Linked DNA regions of Homo sapiens: region 2 is linked to region 1. A link is a loop called in an ENCODE intact Hi-C map of the cell type or tissue named here. Cell type or tissue: PC-9. All regions are shown on one strand. Links, peaks and the distances in the headings refer to the core of each region. The heading gives the core; the rest is flanking DNA.

The links. Hi-C counts contacts between places; a loop is a spot of excess contacts. Peaks named below come from ENCODE experiments on the same cell type or tissue, not always from the same donor. Only the 100,000 strongest peaks of a DNase experiment are listed, where the experiment ranks them.
Region 2: it touches region 1 in a loop (4-fold over the local background); 3 of 110 quality-filtered maps call a loop at or near these places.

The regions. Positions count from the first base shown.
Region 1 is chr4:117,131,194-117,139,065 of GRCh38, reverse strand. No RefSeq gene overlaps it. Among named protein-coding and RNA genes, the nearest start is that of TRAM1L1, 50 kb to the right of the region's middle. In PC-9, for the core only: CTCF peaks have their summits at 4,349 and 4,549 (motif pointing left); no DNase peak of the experiment used is centred there.
Region 2 is chr4:117,396,180-117,404,051 of GRCh38, reverse strand. No RefSeq gene overlaps it. Among named protein-coding and RNA genes, the nearest start is that of LINC01378, 28 kb to the left of the region's middle. In PC-9, for the core only: no CTCF peak of the experiment used is centred there; a DNase peak (open chromatin) is centred at 3,761; H3K4me3 peaks cover 613 bases; H3K27ac peaks cover 874 bases.

The DNA.
Region 1 (7,872 bases), core at 3,323-5,822:
GAGGTAATTGAATCATGGGGGCAAGTCTTTCCCATGCTGTTCTCGTGATAGTGAATAAGTCTCACGAGATCTGATTGTTTTAAAAAGAAGGGCTCCCCTGCACAAGCTCTCTCTCTTTGCCTGCTGCCATCCATGTAAGACTTGACTTGCTCCTCCTTGCCTTCTGCCATGATTGTGAGGCTTCCCCAGCCACATGGAACTGTGAGTTCAATTAAACCTCTTTCTTTTGTAATTTGCCTGGTCTCGGATATGTCTTTATCAGCAGCATGAAAACAAACTGATACAATTAGAGACTCTATTATTGATTCACTGCCATTATTCATTATTAGTCTGTTCAGGTTTCCTGTTTCTTCATTATTTAATCTTGGTAAGTTTTATGTGTCCAGGGATTTATCTATTTTTTGGTCATTCAGTTGTTTTGGTGTACAGTTGTTAATAATGGTACCTAATGATACTTTGTGTCTCTGTAGTATCTAATGTAATGTCTTCTTTTTTGTCTCTGATTTCATTTATTTGGGTCTTCTCTCTTTTTTCTTGCTTAGCTGAGCCAAAACTTTGTCAATTTTGTTGTCCATTCAAAAACCAACTATTAGCTTGATTGATTGTATACATTTTATATCCATTTTATTTATTTTTCCTTCTACTAATTTTGGGTTTGATTTCTTTTTGTTTTTCTAGTTCTTTGAGGTACACTATTAGATTGTTTATTTGAGATCTTCCTTTTTTTTTTTTTTCTGATTTTGTCATTAATGGCTAATAACTTTCCTCCTAGTACTGCTTTGGCTGTATCTCATTGGTTATTTTATGTTGCATTTCCATTATTATATGTCTCAAGAAATTTTTAAATTTTCTTTTTAATTTCTTCACTGAACCACTTGTTGTTTAGGAGTGTATTGTATTTCTCAATTTTCATGTATATATATATATACATATATATATACATATATATATACATATATATATAGTGTCCTGAGATTTTTTTTATTATTGATTTCTAGTTTTATTGCATTGTGGTGAGAAAAAAAATATTGGATATTAAATCAAATTTTTGAAAATGTTTGAGATGTGCTTTGTGGCCTACCATATGATTTCTCCTGAAGAATGTTCTGTGTGCTGTTCAGAATAATATATATTCTGCAGCTGTTGGTTGGAATATTCTGTAGATATCTATTAGGTTAATTGGATCTAAAATGCAGTCTAACTCTACTGTATCTCTGTTGATTTCCTATCTAGATAATTTGTCCATTACTGAAAGTGGGGTGTCCCCTACCATTTGCTTTATATATTTAGGTGTTCTGATGTTGGGTGCATATATATTTACAATTACTATATTATCTTGTTGAACTGACCCTTTGATAGTTATACAATGACCTTATCTTATATTATATTATATATATTATAATATTATATTATATTATATTATCTTGTTGAATTGACCCTTTGATAGTTATACAATGACCTTCTTTGTCTCTTTTAACTGCTTTAGATTTAAAGTTTATTTTTTTGAGTTCAGGCACAGTGACTTACACCTATGATTGCACTTTGGGAGACTGAGGTGAGAGGATCATTTGAGCAGAAGAGGTTGAGACTAGCCTGGGCAACATAGAGAGATCTTGTCTCTACTAAAAACATAAAAATTAGTCAGGCTTAGTGGAGTGTGACTGTATTTTTAGCTACTCAAGAGGCTGATGATGTGGGAGGATAACTTTAGCCCAGGAGTTCATGGTTGCAGTGAGTCATTATTACGTCACTGCGCTCCAGCCTGAATGACAGAACAAAACCCTGGCTCAAAAAAGAAAGTCTATTTTATGTGATATTAGTATGACATATACTACTCTTTCACTTTACATTTGCATGGACTATCTTTTCTCATCTGTTGGCTTTGTCAATATGTTTCTTTAAAGATGAGATGAGTTTCTTGTTACCAACATAGGTTTGAATCTTCTTTTTTAATCTATTAAGTCACTCTCTCTTTTAAATAGATAATTTAATCCACTTCTGTTTAACTATCAGTAAGCAAGGCTTTACTACAGGGATTTCTTACTTGATTTTTAGGACATTTTTGTAGTTTTTTTTTTTCCTATTTTCGTTGTCTTACTTAAAGTATAATAAAAAAATTAAAAATAAGTAAATAAATAAATAAAAACGATTGGTAACCTTTGATCTTAGTCTACCTGGATACTTTTATTTTTCTCTATTGGTTTTGCAAAGTTTTCTGATACTGCCTATTTGAATAATCTTTCCAGACCTTTGGAATTCCTCAGTCCCTCTTTAACCCCGATAACCTGAGTATTTACTCCTGATGTTGTCTCATAGTTCCCATAAGCGTTCTTTGTTCCTTTGAATTTTCTTTTATTTTTCCCCTGGCTGTGTATTTTCAAACAGCCTATCTTTGAGCTCACCATTTTTTCTACTGTTTAATTGATTCTACTGTTGATTCCCCCACTATTGCATTTTTTAATTTTTTATTGTAGTTTTCAGCTCCAAGGTTTCTGTTTGATTATTTCAATCTCTTTGTTAAGTTTCTCTGATAAACCACTGAATTGTTTCTTTGTGTTTTCTTGAAGTTTGGTGATTTTCCTTAAAAGAGGTATTTTTATTTCTTTTCCTGGCAGATCATACATATTGATTGCTTTAGGGTGGATCTTTTGTGCATCATTTTATTCAGTAAACTCATAGTTCTCTCAATGGTCTTAATGATTGTGGTTGAACAACAACATCTGTGAACTGGAGAATTAGGTATTTGTTTCAGTTCTCACAGTCTGGCTTTTTTTTATGCCTGTCTTTTCAGAAATTGTAAGCAGGGTGCTTATTATTTTCTCTGAGCCCCTGGTCACTCCTGCTGGTTTAGTACAAGATGACATCCTAAGTCCCTAAAGAATGTTGTCTATCCTGCTTGGTCTGAGTTTCCATCTGAGGTCAGTGCAGGTCCAGAGGGTTTACCCATGGTCTCTGGTTTGTACTCAGGTGCTGAAGATCTCTGTCTGGTGCTGGGCTTTCCCATGTAGTCCAGGCTTTAAACTCCAAGGCAAGATTTTGTGCCACTCATTCTCCCATGTGAACAATGTCTCTTTCTTTGCTATTCTGACTGGGGTTGGAGAAGAATGGGGTGGGCATTCTCATGGCTGCCACAACCACTATAATGCTAGGCCCACCTGAATCCCACAGTTACTGAGACCAAAGCAGCACAGAGTAATGTTCAAGGCCCATGTTGTCACCAAATGCCTGATGCTGAGGTTTATTTGTGGTTTGAGACTGCAGCAGATGGCCAGCAGTAATGTGAGCCAGAAAGAGTCTATTTCAACAAGGCCACCATTCTCTACCTGGAACTGAGGCAGGGATAGGATTTCTGTCCACAGACATGTGTCTTGGGTCAGGAGCTGGCAGCTTCTGCCTGGTGTTGGATTTCATTGTGATTGGCCTGGCACTGAGTTCAAATCAAAGTCCTGCACTCACTTTCTTCTCTTTCCCCCAAGTGGAATGGGTCTTTCTCATTGCTGTGCTGTTTGGAGTGGGGCAAGCAATGATCCATGCAAGATAGCTTTGTCCCTTCTACCTTCTTCAACGTGACTTTTCTTATAATTATGCCAATACCAGGTACTGTGATCTCTTAGCTGTTTCTGAGGCTCTGGTGAAGATAGTTTTATTCATGGATAGTTGTTAAAATTGATGTTTCTATAAGGAAATGAACACTGAAAGGTCTTATTCTGTCATTTTGCTTTTCCTCTTCACCAATATTTTAAAAATAAGGCAGTTTCTATCTGTTCAGCTACTGGCAGGTATTTCTTATGGGGATTGGAATACAGAGATCTACACTAGCAGGAATTTTTCCTCAATCATAATATGTGGTTTATGTCATTGTGTGATTGTGGTAATAGTGGTGTGCATGTGTGTGCGTGCATGTGTGAGTGTGTGTGAGAGAGATAAAAAGATATTTTTAACTTTACTTCTTCTAAGTTAGCAGATATTTGGAGCTACAGATTGAATACCACTCATAATTACATGCTTTAGCGTGTCTTTACCTTCAAATTGCTTTCTGCAAAAATGATACCATTATGGATTTTCAGAACACTTACAAATTCTATTATTATAATTATTATTTACAAAATATGACTTTTATAATTTTTTACATGCATTGATCCAATTGATTACAAGATTGTGGAATATCTTTTAAAATATTATGAAGTAATTTTTAAATGAACTTTCCATTTCTTTTGAATTATCAGCTTTCTCTCTGGTCATATTTTTGGCTTCTTTGTTTCAGGTTTACCATTTTATTCTGTAGCTTTTATAAACACAAAGTCAAACAAAGTCATTCTCAACTCCTTTCTCCTTTACTTTCCTGCTACATGGATTCTAGAAAGTGAAAGTATTTGACGTCTAAGCATTCCTTTCAGCTAGCACTGGCCACATATCACAGATCTTGCCATGTGATGTAGGAAGAAATCTCTGTGGGAGCCTTTTCTAGATGATTAAAAGAAACTAGGCACCTTTTTCCCCATTCTTTCTTTCTGCCTGGACAACAACTGTTGTTCCTGAAGCTGCATTGCCACCATGAGGCCACAAGGGAAAAGTGTAAAATGACAAGTACTTTAGAAAAAATACAGCATTCTGAGTCCTTAATAACACGCTTAGAAAACCGTACCTTCCTGAAAGAACTGTCTTCTTACGTTGTTTTCTGTGACTAAAAATAATTCTGTCTGTATTATGTTGGTGATTGATGGATTTTCTGTGACCTGAAGTTATAGAGGGGGTTTACTGTTTTATGCACAAAATTTTCTGGGAAACAACTCTATTTTCAGCTCTAAATACTTTTCCAGCCTAAAAATTAACCACCCTTGTACATGTTTTGTGTTCTTCCGGGTACCTGGTACTGCTTATTGATCATAGCTTCCTCTCTTTGAATATATTCTGGGTCAGTATTTCTTCCACTCTGTTCTTAAAACTTTGTTTTTTTAACATTACTTAAAATAATGTGTTAAAGTACCATCTCTAGTGGGCTCATTTTTATTATGTTTGCTGCTCATATACATATGTGTGTGTGTGTGTGTGTGTGTGTGTGTGTGTTCCAATAACACCTTATTGCTCCCTATTTTTTTGATCCATATTTCTACATGGTATCATTTGTTACTGTATGATGGATTTCCTTTGACATTTCACATAATGTTAGTCTGCTGAAAGAGTATTATTTTAGCATCCTATATTTTAAAGATGTTGATTTTGTTGTTGAACGATCTTTTTACTGAGTATAGAATTCTAGATTGATAAGTGTTTTTTTTAAATATTTTTCTCCACTCTCTTATTGCTTTCATTGTTTTGAAAAAGAATTCGGCTGTCAGCCTTATCTTTGTTTCCCTTTATGTAATGTGTCCATCTTCTCTGGCTGTTTTTAAGGCAATCTATCAATAATTTTGAGCAATTTGATTATTTTGTATCATGGTGTAGTTTTTTAAAAACATTTTTGTACTTGGTTTTGATGAACTTCATGGATCAGTGCATATATAGTTTTTCTCCACTTTTGAAATATTTTCACTATTATTTATTCCAGTAAATTTTCTGATTAAATGAAAACTAATTACATATATGTAGATTTGTTTGAAGTTGTCTCATAACTAAGTGATGCTGTGTTCTTGCTTTGTTTTCTTTGATTCTTAAAAAAGTCTTTATCCTTATTTTTGAATAATTTCTATTAGTATATCTTCATGTTTAGTATTAATATACTTTATAAAAATTCTACTTTATTTTATGGGACTTTAAGAAGAGAGGCTATACTTTCAGCAGTCCTGAAACTAAAATGTCCCTGATAATAATTGATTTTTGCTAATTCCATTGTAATAAAATATGGATAGGAGAAGGAGATAATAGAAAACTTTCTGTACTTTCTACCCATTTTTTCGGTAAATGTGAACTTCTTTTATAAAAGTCTGTTAAGTAAAAACAGGTGCTCATACAAAGCAGTAAAAGTAGAATGCCACCCAAGTATCCTTTTGTTGAAGACAATCATTTCTTATGTTATTTAGAAAATAGATATAGAAAACTGTCTGTAATTTCTGCCTTTATTTCATAAACATAAAACTTCTTTTAAAAATTATGTTAATTTAAAAAGTCATATGAAATGGTAACTTCCAATTTTATCGAAAGCAGAATGTTAATTATACTTTGTTCATGACAATAATTTATGTTATTTATTTTTCTTTTTCAAAATCCTATAAAACATTAATATGTAAATAGTAATAATCAGGAAATATATTTTCAACAGTCCAGGCTCTTTAAATTTATAAAAGATATGTGGCAAAGTATATTATCTGGAAGGGCAATCAGCAAGAATTGGGTGAGAAGATAGGTGTCTTAGGGAATAGGTACGCATATTAGAAACATAAGGACAGTTTGCAAATTCTTCATATCAAACAAAGCAACACAGGGTGAAAAATGCCAAAGACAGTGAAAGTCAAAGATAGGTTTGAAAAGAGACTGAGAAAAGGGATCAACTATAAATAGTAGATTACACAAATTTGGCATTAGAAGAGACAAGTTGATAATTGGGGCCTTAATGAGTTGTCAGATAAGCTGTTTTTTTTTCCAATTACAAGGTTATAATAGCTATAATAGAGAAGAGAAAGATAACAATTCTAATAGCAGTCACTTATATAGTATTTCCCATATGATGAGTACTATTATAGTTAAATACTATATATAAATTATCATAACACTGCCATGATAAATATGCTACAATAATTCTCACTTCACTGAGAAAATACAAAAGCATTAAGGGCTTAAATAAGTTGCTTAAGTCAACACATGTAGTAAGTAGCAGAAGTGGAATTTAAGTCTAAGCAAGCTAGCAATATTATTTAACACAAATTCATTGAATTCAAATCAAAATATTATAAAAGGAACTTGCTCAATCTAGTGAATATTAGAAAGTAAATACTAGCTTTGGCTGAAAAGTAAAAAAATTGCCTTTCCATTAATCAGGCTGGAATTACAGAGGCAAAATATTTAAATAGGCTTTCACAAAAGAGGGCATCTAAATGACCATAAACATGAAAATATAGTCATCAGGGAAAGTGTAAATGTAAAAATGAAAAAAATATACAACATCAAGCATTGACAAGCATGTGAAGCAGCAGAGTATCCCATAGATCACTGTTTGGTGTACATGTTGGTAGAACCACTATGGAAAATGGGTAGTACCTACCATAGCTAAACATAGCAATCACAATTGCCAACCGTTATAGTCATAAGTATATAGCAAATAGAAATCTTTACATAGATTTATCAAAAGAACAATAATATTTTTAAAATTATGATTTGTAAATAGTCTAAATTAGAAAGAAATTGAATGGACCAATGAATTGAGGTAGACTCATACGATGGAATACTATGTGGTACAGAAATAAAAAAAAATGTATGCTACACACACTACCAAACATAACTTTCACAAGCATAATATTGAGTGAAAAAAAATCAGATACATAAGAATACAGAAATTTGTTTTTCTTTTATATAAAACTACAATACAAAGGGAGTGCAGTGTACTAGCAATGTTCTCTTTCTTGATCTGGGGCTTGTGGACAGGATATGTTCATTTTGCAAAAATTGACCAAGATACAGACTTATAATTTGTGCAAATATTTTCTATTTATTACACTTTAATTAAAATGTATTTAAAAATAAAAAGCAAAGATAAAATTGTATGAGAATTAAAAATGTTCTCTTATTAGAACACTTTTAATGGGAATACAATATAAAATTAAAGAATAAATGATACTACTATCATTTGAAGTACACTGTACAATGTCCTTCATGAGCAAAATGATAACTTGACAAAATTAAAAGTCACTAAGTGTATGAAAGTACAGCATAGTTTAT
Region 2 (7,872 bases), core at 2,799-5,298, 270 kb before region 1:
AAGGAAAAAAGAAAGAAAAGAGTAAAATTCTCCTTTACTATCCGTACTATCCAAGCGTTAACAAAAGTGACAAATTACTGCTTCTCTTCTTTTACACTCACCCTTTCATGTCTTATATTATCAATTGTGGTACCACCATTTTTATTTCCAGTATTAATTATATGGACTCTCAATTCTCCTAGATTGGCTGTTAACAAATTTATTAGCCTTTCCTGAGAATTAACTTTTTAAATTCTTAATTTTTTCCATTGCTTTATTTTATCCAATATCACTAATTGTTTTTCACTTACCTTGTTATAGTTTCTTCTAGTCTCTGAATTTAATTTCTTCTTATGTATCTGTATTCTTAAGATAAATGTTCACTTACTGTTTTTCAGCATTTCTTCATTACCTATTTGCATAAATCTTTTTAAATCAGCTATATCTTCATCTAATAAGTTTTAAGGTTACATATTTACCACCATAAAATTTTAAAATATTTTATAATTTCTAATTTCATTGTTTGATTCAAGGTAAATAAAAACATGCAGCTTAATTTCTAAACAATTAGAGATGTTCTAAGTAGATCAATGATTTCTAATGTTATTTTCCTATGGTATGAGAACATATTCTATATAATTTTTAATTTTTGAAATTTGTTAAGAGCACTTTATGATCCAGCATTTCATCAATTTGGAAAATATTTTATTTGTACTTATAAATAATATTTTTGACACATTATCCTGTAGATGTTGAGACAAATTTTTAATTGCTTAATTTAAATATTTCATGTACTTATTAATTTTTATCCTGTTTCTTCATTTATTGAGAAAGGTGTTAATTTTTTTATTCCTATTTTTGGCTTGTCAATATAATTTTTTAATTCTTTCCATTTTTGTTTGCATATTTTGAGTCTATGTTATCAAATGTATGGTAAGAATACAAATTTAGAATACTATGTCTTTCAGATGAATGCAAGCTTTACTCTTAGAAATACAGCTCTTTACTTCTAGTAATTATTATTTTCCTTAAAATCTATTTTGTCTACCTTTACTGAAATTACATCAACTTAAATCACGTTAAGATTTGTACAAAACATATTTTCATATCATTCTAGTTTAGTATTTTGGGACTCTATATTTTAGAAGAGCCAGATTATATTATTTTTTCTTTTTGAAATATATATTTTAATCCAATTGGAAAAAGTATTTGTTATTATTTACAGTATTTAGTTCATTTCAATATAACAGTTTACTTTAAATTTATCAACTATTTTGTTTTTCTTTGTCTTGATTGTTCTAAGTTGTTTTTTCACCATTTTATTACTTTATTATATTTTATTTCTTTGTCTTTATTGGCTTGTTGATTGCATAATTTTCACTCTTCCACATTTTGTTTTGTTTTTCACTATAGGTTGCAACATTCATTACTCACGGACAACATAATCAATTTCCAAATACTTTAGCTCCACTTACCCTGGCAAGGCTTATATGTGATTGTTGTTTTATATTTTATATATGACATATGTTTGTCATATATAAAACCAATATGTATTAATATTTCATATATTACATTAATATATTGAAATATATGTAATATATAAAAATATGTATTCTGCAAGACTCAATACTCTTACATAGTTAATGTTTACTTAGACTACACATATATTTAGCCTTTCTATTGCTGTTTATTTCTTCATTGTGTTGAGTTTCTTCTCATGAACAACACTGTGGTGCAGTTTGCAGTACATTGTTATTTTTTTTAGTAAGATAATATCACAGAATATAAAATTTTAGACAAGGGACTATTGTACTTCAGCACTGTGAAGATACCATTTCAGTGTTTTCTGACTTCCAGTATTTTTTTTTCTGCTGAGAAATCAGCTGTTTATCTGTTTTTTCCCTTTGAAAGTAAATCTATTATTATGCCTTGATACCTCAACAACGTTTATGTTTTCCCTGACTTTTGGAATTTTCATGTGCTGTATTTCAAAATGATTTTATTTGTATTTATTTCCTGGCATTTCATAGAGTTTCTGTTATCGTGACTTGATAACCTTTATTAGTTTCAGAAAATTCTTAGCTCCAAAAATATTGCTGTGCTTTATTTTCTTTTCTATTCTTCTAAAATTTCAATAAAATATGTTCAGCTTTATCTCTTTATTTTTTATATCTCATCTACATTTTCAATCATTTTGTCAACACATGGTTAATTTTGCATATAGTCTTTTGACCTATATTACTATTTTAAAATTAATATTCTACTCTTAATTTCTGTATTGACTTTATAATATTTCTTTTTATATTTCTAGTTATGGAATTTTCTTTGGATTGTTTACCATAATTCCTGTTAGATTGTATCTTACTTCATTACACATATGAAGTAGAGTCATTTTAATGTATATGTCTAATATTTCAATTACCTAATTTCCTGTGGGTTATATTTTCAATCAATTGCAGCATCCGAGGCTACATTTCAAGCAGGCACAGCCAAACTAGGGCCCCAGGAGAAGCCAGTGGACCAAAGAGTGCTCAGGTAAGACCAGCCTTGTCTGATGGACAACACCGCACTGCAGAGTTCAGGTCCAACAGTTCCCCTAGGGCTCCTATGGGAGCAGGTCGAGCCTAGGGAGATGAGCATCCCTGGATATGCTCCACTATACAGGCTCCCACACCAAACCGTCTGGGCTTCACACTTCCTGAAGTGCTGCCCCTGCCACTTCTCTAAGCAACGTTCTCTGCCAAATCAAGTGTCCATTGTCATCAAGCGGTCTCCTCCTGGTAGAATTCCAGAGACCTGTGGCAAGAGCGACTTGCTTCTTGCCAGTTCAATTCACCCATTCCCCTGGAGTCACTGGGGGCCAGGAACAAGTCCTGGTGCATGATAGCCCTGTGTAAGGTTCCCAGCTTCCTCCCCCTTCAGCCCAGATTCTGTGTCTTCCCTCTGTCCACTCACAATTCTTTCCCTCTGAAAGACGTCTTAGGAATGTGCCCGTCATTTTGATGCCTTGGTGTCAGCTGTTCCAAGATGATCTAGTTGGTCATTTTGCCCTGAAATCTGGACCATTTATTTTAATTATCATTAACATTATTTGAGATAATTATATTAGTTTCATTTTATTGATGAGAAAACTGAGGCTTATAGATGTTAACATGTTGGAGGTGACGTGACTAAAAAGATTATTTCAAATCATTTGTCTCTGGATAAATGAGACGTATCTGTCTCATGGGAAAGATAATCAATTCTATCTCATGCATTTAGATTAATTTTTTGAATCATTACAATAGTAAATTCAACTTTAGATTAATTGATTAATAAATTAAAAATATAACATGATGAATGTATGAATTACTGGGCTTTATGTTTGACTTCTGAATGGGACTGTTTACTCTCTGTACAGAGTAAGCCCCAGGGACTTTTCTGGTTGCAAAAGTAATCCTGGTACTTTCTGGATTTTCACTAGATTAAAGTAAACAAGAACAATATAACAGGCAAACTCCTTAAGTTAGACATCACTTACACATATCATAAGAGGAAAATAATTTATAAATGTTCCCAAATTTTCCTCCATAATACAGAGAATAGTATAAACAGGTATTTTACCTTCAGAGTTCAAACACATACAGTTCACCCATTATTCACATATTATTGGTTGAAAGTCTTTTAAGTGCAATTTTACTGAAATAATGGGACAACTGCATGACTCTACAGTAAAGAATGTGAAGTACATTCCAAAGTATACCACAAAATACAGTTAAGCAAACATGAGTGTTTCAAATACACACTTTTTTTAAGTCAGATCTGGGTAAACCTTCCATTTTTGCTGCTGTCAATCTTTTGATAAGAAAGGCTTGTCATTTTTGTTTAAGAAAGTGAAAGTGCTTACAAATGAATGCTCTTGTGACAAAGTAGACTGTTAAATTGTCTTCTGACTCTTGCTGCTGCTGTTTGACCATTAATCACATAAATAGGGAACAATAGCATTGGAGATTCATGTTTCTAGCTGTCACAAACACTGGCTTGTCACAAATGTCAGTTATATATTCAGCAAGAAATATGAAAGTGACACAGAATTATTTTGGCTCTAGGAAAGGGATTGCTCATGCTGCTCACTAGAAAATCCACTTTTAGATTTTTTTATCTGCTGACAAATCTGGCAGTTTATCTTTTATTTGCAGTGTCCATATTCTTCATCATCAACCCTACATTTTTGAACCATGTGTCTATGGAAGAAACTGTAGACAATCACCAAAGATATCTTAGAAAGCTATACCTCACTCATCTGTCATTCTTTCTAATATTCACTTTTAGTACCCATACAATGCAAAAATATTTTTAATTAAGACAAAATAAATGAGAAATCTTCAGATGGAATCATAAACCTAGGCATATATTTTTAAAGGCTTCAAAGTACTGTACCTGAAAAAAAAGACAGAAGACCACAAAGTAACTCAGATTCTTTTGAAGTTCCAGATTAAGTAATCTTAATATAAAATCTCAAATTTATTAAAGATAGAGCTCCAGAAGAATTTGGACCTTCTTGTCCTTTTTTTAAATTGCTGTAACATCTTATTAGTCAAGCAATGTAATTATTTTACTTGCTCAAGGGAACTGGTCCATTTACATTTATATTAAAAAAAAACTCAAAAGTTTTCTACAAAGTTTATTAACCTAGCCAGTTCCATTATATTTTCTTTATTCTACTAGATTCTGTCTTATAAATGCATTGTCTTGTAGAGCGTCTGGGCACATATTCAGGCTCTTCATTTTCTCTTTGCTATTCTGGTTTCCATTTCTTTATTTGGGCATTTATAATGTAAAAACAAATGTATAGGGATTATCTTAATTATTCAACCATGTGCTCTGTTCATATAGTATCTGTAAACAATATCTAAAGTCATCCTCACCCAGGCATCTCTTCCATAGAACTTAAAATTATTGTTTACATAAATGAAGTAAAATAAATGTTATTTTACTGTAGCTTTATTTGCTACTTCAACACCTGCTCACTTAGAGGATTCACTAAAGCTTTAACATTGTGAATAGTAAACAACTATAATTTTTTCTTACTTTGTTGTAGGCAGTAAGTATAATAAAGCCATATATGAGGAATAGATTCTAGCTCTTGAACCGCTTTTCCTTTATTTTTTTATATTCTTCTCCATGCTTCCTTTAAATAAAATGACTAAATCACAATTCCTTCCCAACTCTTTCTTCCTTGAGTTTTATTTATTGTTTTCAAAAATATATATCAAATCCCAATGCATATTTTACTTCAATATAAGACAATCTGTTATAAGAACAACATGTGGAAAAGCTTAAAGTGCGTGCTCTGAAGTAATAATGGATTACATATAGTCATATGTATTAATAAATCTCTTACAGTGTTGATAAATCTTAGTGTACCTACAAAAACACAGTTCATTTAGACTTTGCCTCTTTGCACTGCATTTGCCTACATCCTTTTATGAGAAAATTGTTCTACTGCCAAAGTAGTGAATGTAATAATTTAAAAAAAATCTTTCATTTAAATCTTTAATGTCATCTTGAGTTAATTTTTGTATATGGTGAAAGATAGGGGTTCAGTTTCATTCTTCTGTATAAGTTTAGACAGTTTTCCTAGCACCATTTGTTGAATAAGGTGTGCATTCCTTGTTGTTTAGTTTTGATGACTTTGTTGAAGATCAGTTGGTTATAGTTGTGTGGCTTAATTCTGGTTTCTCTATTCTGTTGCATAGATCTATGTGTCTATTTCCTTACCAGTACCATGATGTTTTGGTTACTATAGGCTTGTGGTATAGTTTGAAGTCAAGTAATGTGAAGCTTCTGGCTTTGTTTTTTGTTCTTTTTGCTTAGGCTTGCTTTGGCTATTCAGGCTCTTTTTTCATTCCATATGCATCTTAGAATTGGTTATTTTTTTCTAATTCTGTGAAAAATGATGGTAATTTGATAAGAATTGTGTTTAATCTGTAAATTGCTTTGGGTAGTGTGGTCATTTTAATAATGATTCTTCTAATCCATGAGCATAGGATGTTTTTTTTTCCATTTGTTTGGGTGATTTATTATTTCTTTCACAGGTCTTTTATAATTCTCCTACTAGAGATCTTTCACCTCCTTGGTTAAGCCATAAATATCCTAGAAGAAAACATAAGAATGAGTCTTCTGGACATTGGCCTAGAAAATAATTTATGTCCCAAGACCTCAAAAGCAATTGCAACAAAAACAATAATTGATAAATGGAACTTAATGAAACAAAAGAGTTGCACAGCAAAAGAAACAAACAACAGAGTAAACACACAACCTACAGAATTGGAGAAAATATCCGCAAACTATGCATCCAACAAAGGATGACTATCCAGAATCTAAAAGGAATTTAAACAAAAGAACAAGAAAATAAAAAGAAATAACTGCATAAATAGTGGGCAAAGGACATGAACAGACATTTCTCAAAAGAATACATAGACGTGACCAACAAACATGAAAACAATTGCTAAACATCACTAATTATCAGAGAAATACAAACTAAGACCACAACGATACATTGGAAGTATATACAAGAAGAAAAAAATAAAATGACAATGATATATTTTCTCACACTAGTCAGATGGCTATTATTAATAAGTCAAAAAACAACATATGTTGGCAAGGAAATGGAGAAAAGGGAATGCTTATACACTGTTGGGAATATAAATTATTACAGCCTCCATTAAATACAGTATGGGTATTTATCAAAGACACCTGCACTCATATGTTTATTGCAGTACTATTCACAATAGCAAAGACATGAAATAAAACTGTGTCCATCAATGGTGGATTGGATAAAAATGATACATATAGACCATGTAACACTATGCAGTCATAAAAAAAGCATGAAAATATGTCCTTTGCAGCAACATGGATGCCATTGGAGACCATTATCCTAAGTGACTGAAAGCAGAAATAGAAAATCAAATCCCACATGTTCTCACTTATAAGTGGGAAGTAAAGACTGGATACACTTAAAAGTAAAATTGGAAACAACAGACACTGGAAACTCCACAAAGTAGGTGGGAATGAGCAGGGCAAGCGTTGAAAACTGCCTGTTGAGTATATGTTCACTATTTGAGTGATAGGTTCACCGAAGTCCCACACACAGCATCACGCAATACACCCATTTCACAAAACTGCACTTGTGAATCCTTAATCTAAAATTAAAAAAAGAATTCACCACTACAATTACTCTCCTAAAACTTAATAAACTTCCTGAACTCATTCTGAAAAAAAGTTTAAAAATCTTTGAAAATTCTAAAACAATTGTAAAATGTCTTTATTCAAGTTAATTAGATCTCAACGCTTCATATTCAGACCATTATTATTTTCTAGAGCAATTAAAAATATTACATCACTTTTACTCAAGGAATTTGGTAATTAAATTATATAACTCGAATTTTACTTCCTCTCAATTATTTTTAAAACCAACATAAGATAAATAAACATGATAATACAATTAACCTAAATTTAATTATAATTGTATTTTAATGTGACTTTCTAATATTATCAAGAGAATATTATTCTGGTCTTACTTTAACTGTCAGAATCATAAGTATTCTAATTTTTGAGAAAAAGAAGAAAAATCTTATTTTTTAATATTCGGAAACTTCTAATTTGTTGCTTACAACAGAAAAATAATAAATTAAGGATAAATTTATTTTAATGAAAAATGACTTCTCTTGATTGTTTCTCCACTGACCTGGAATGAAATGAAACAGTTAAATAAATAATATGTGTGGTTTTCTAAAACAAAGCCTTTGAAAATCCAGGTGTTCACTGTTGGCTGTTTATTCATTGCATACATTCTAAATATTTAATGGTAGTGTAGGATGGGCTAGTACTAATGGACCCATATTGGGTGTT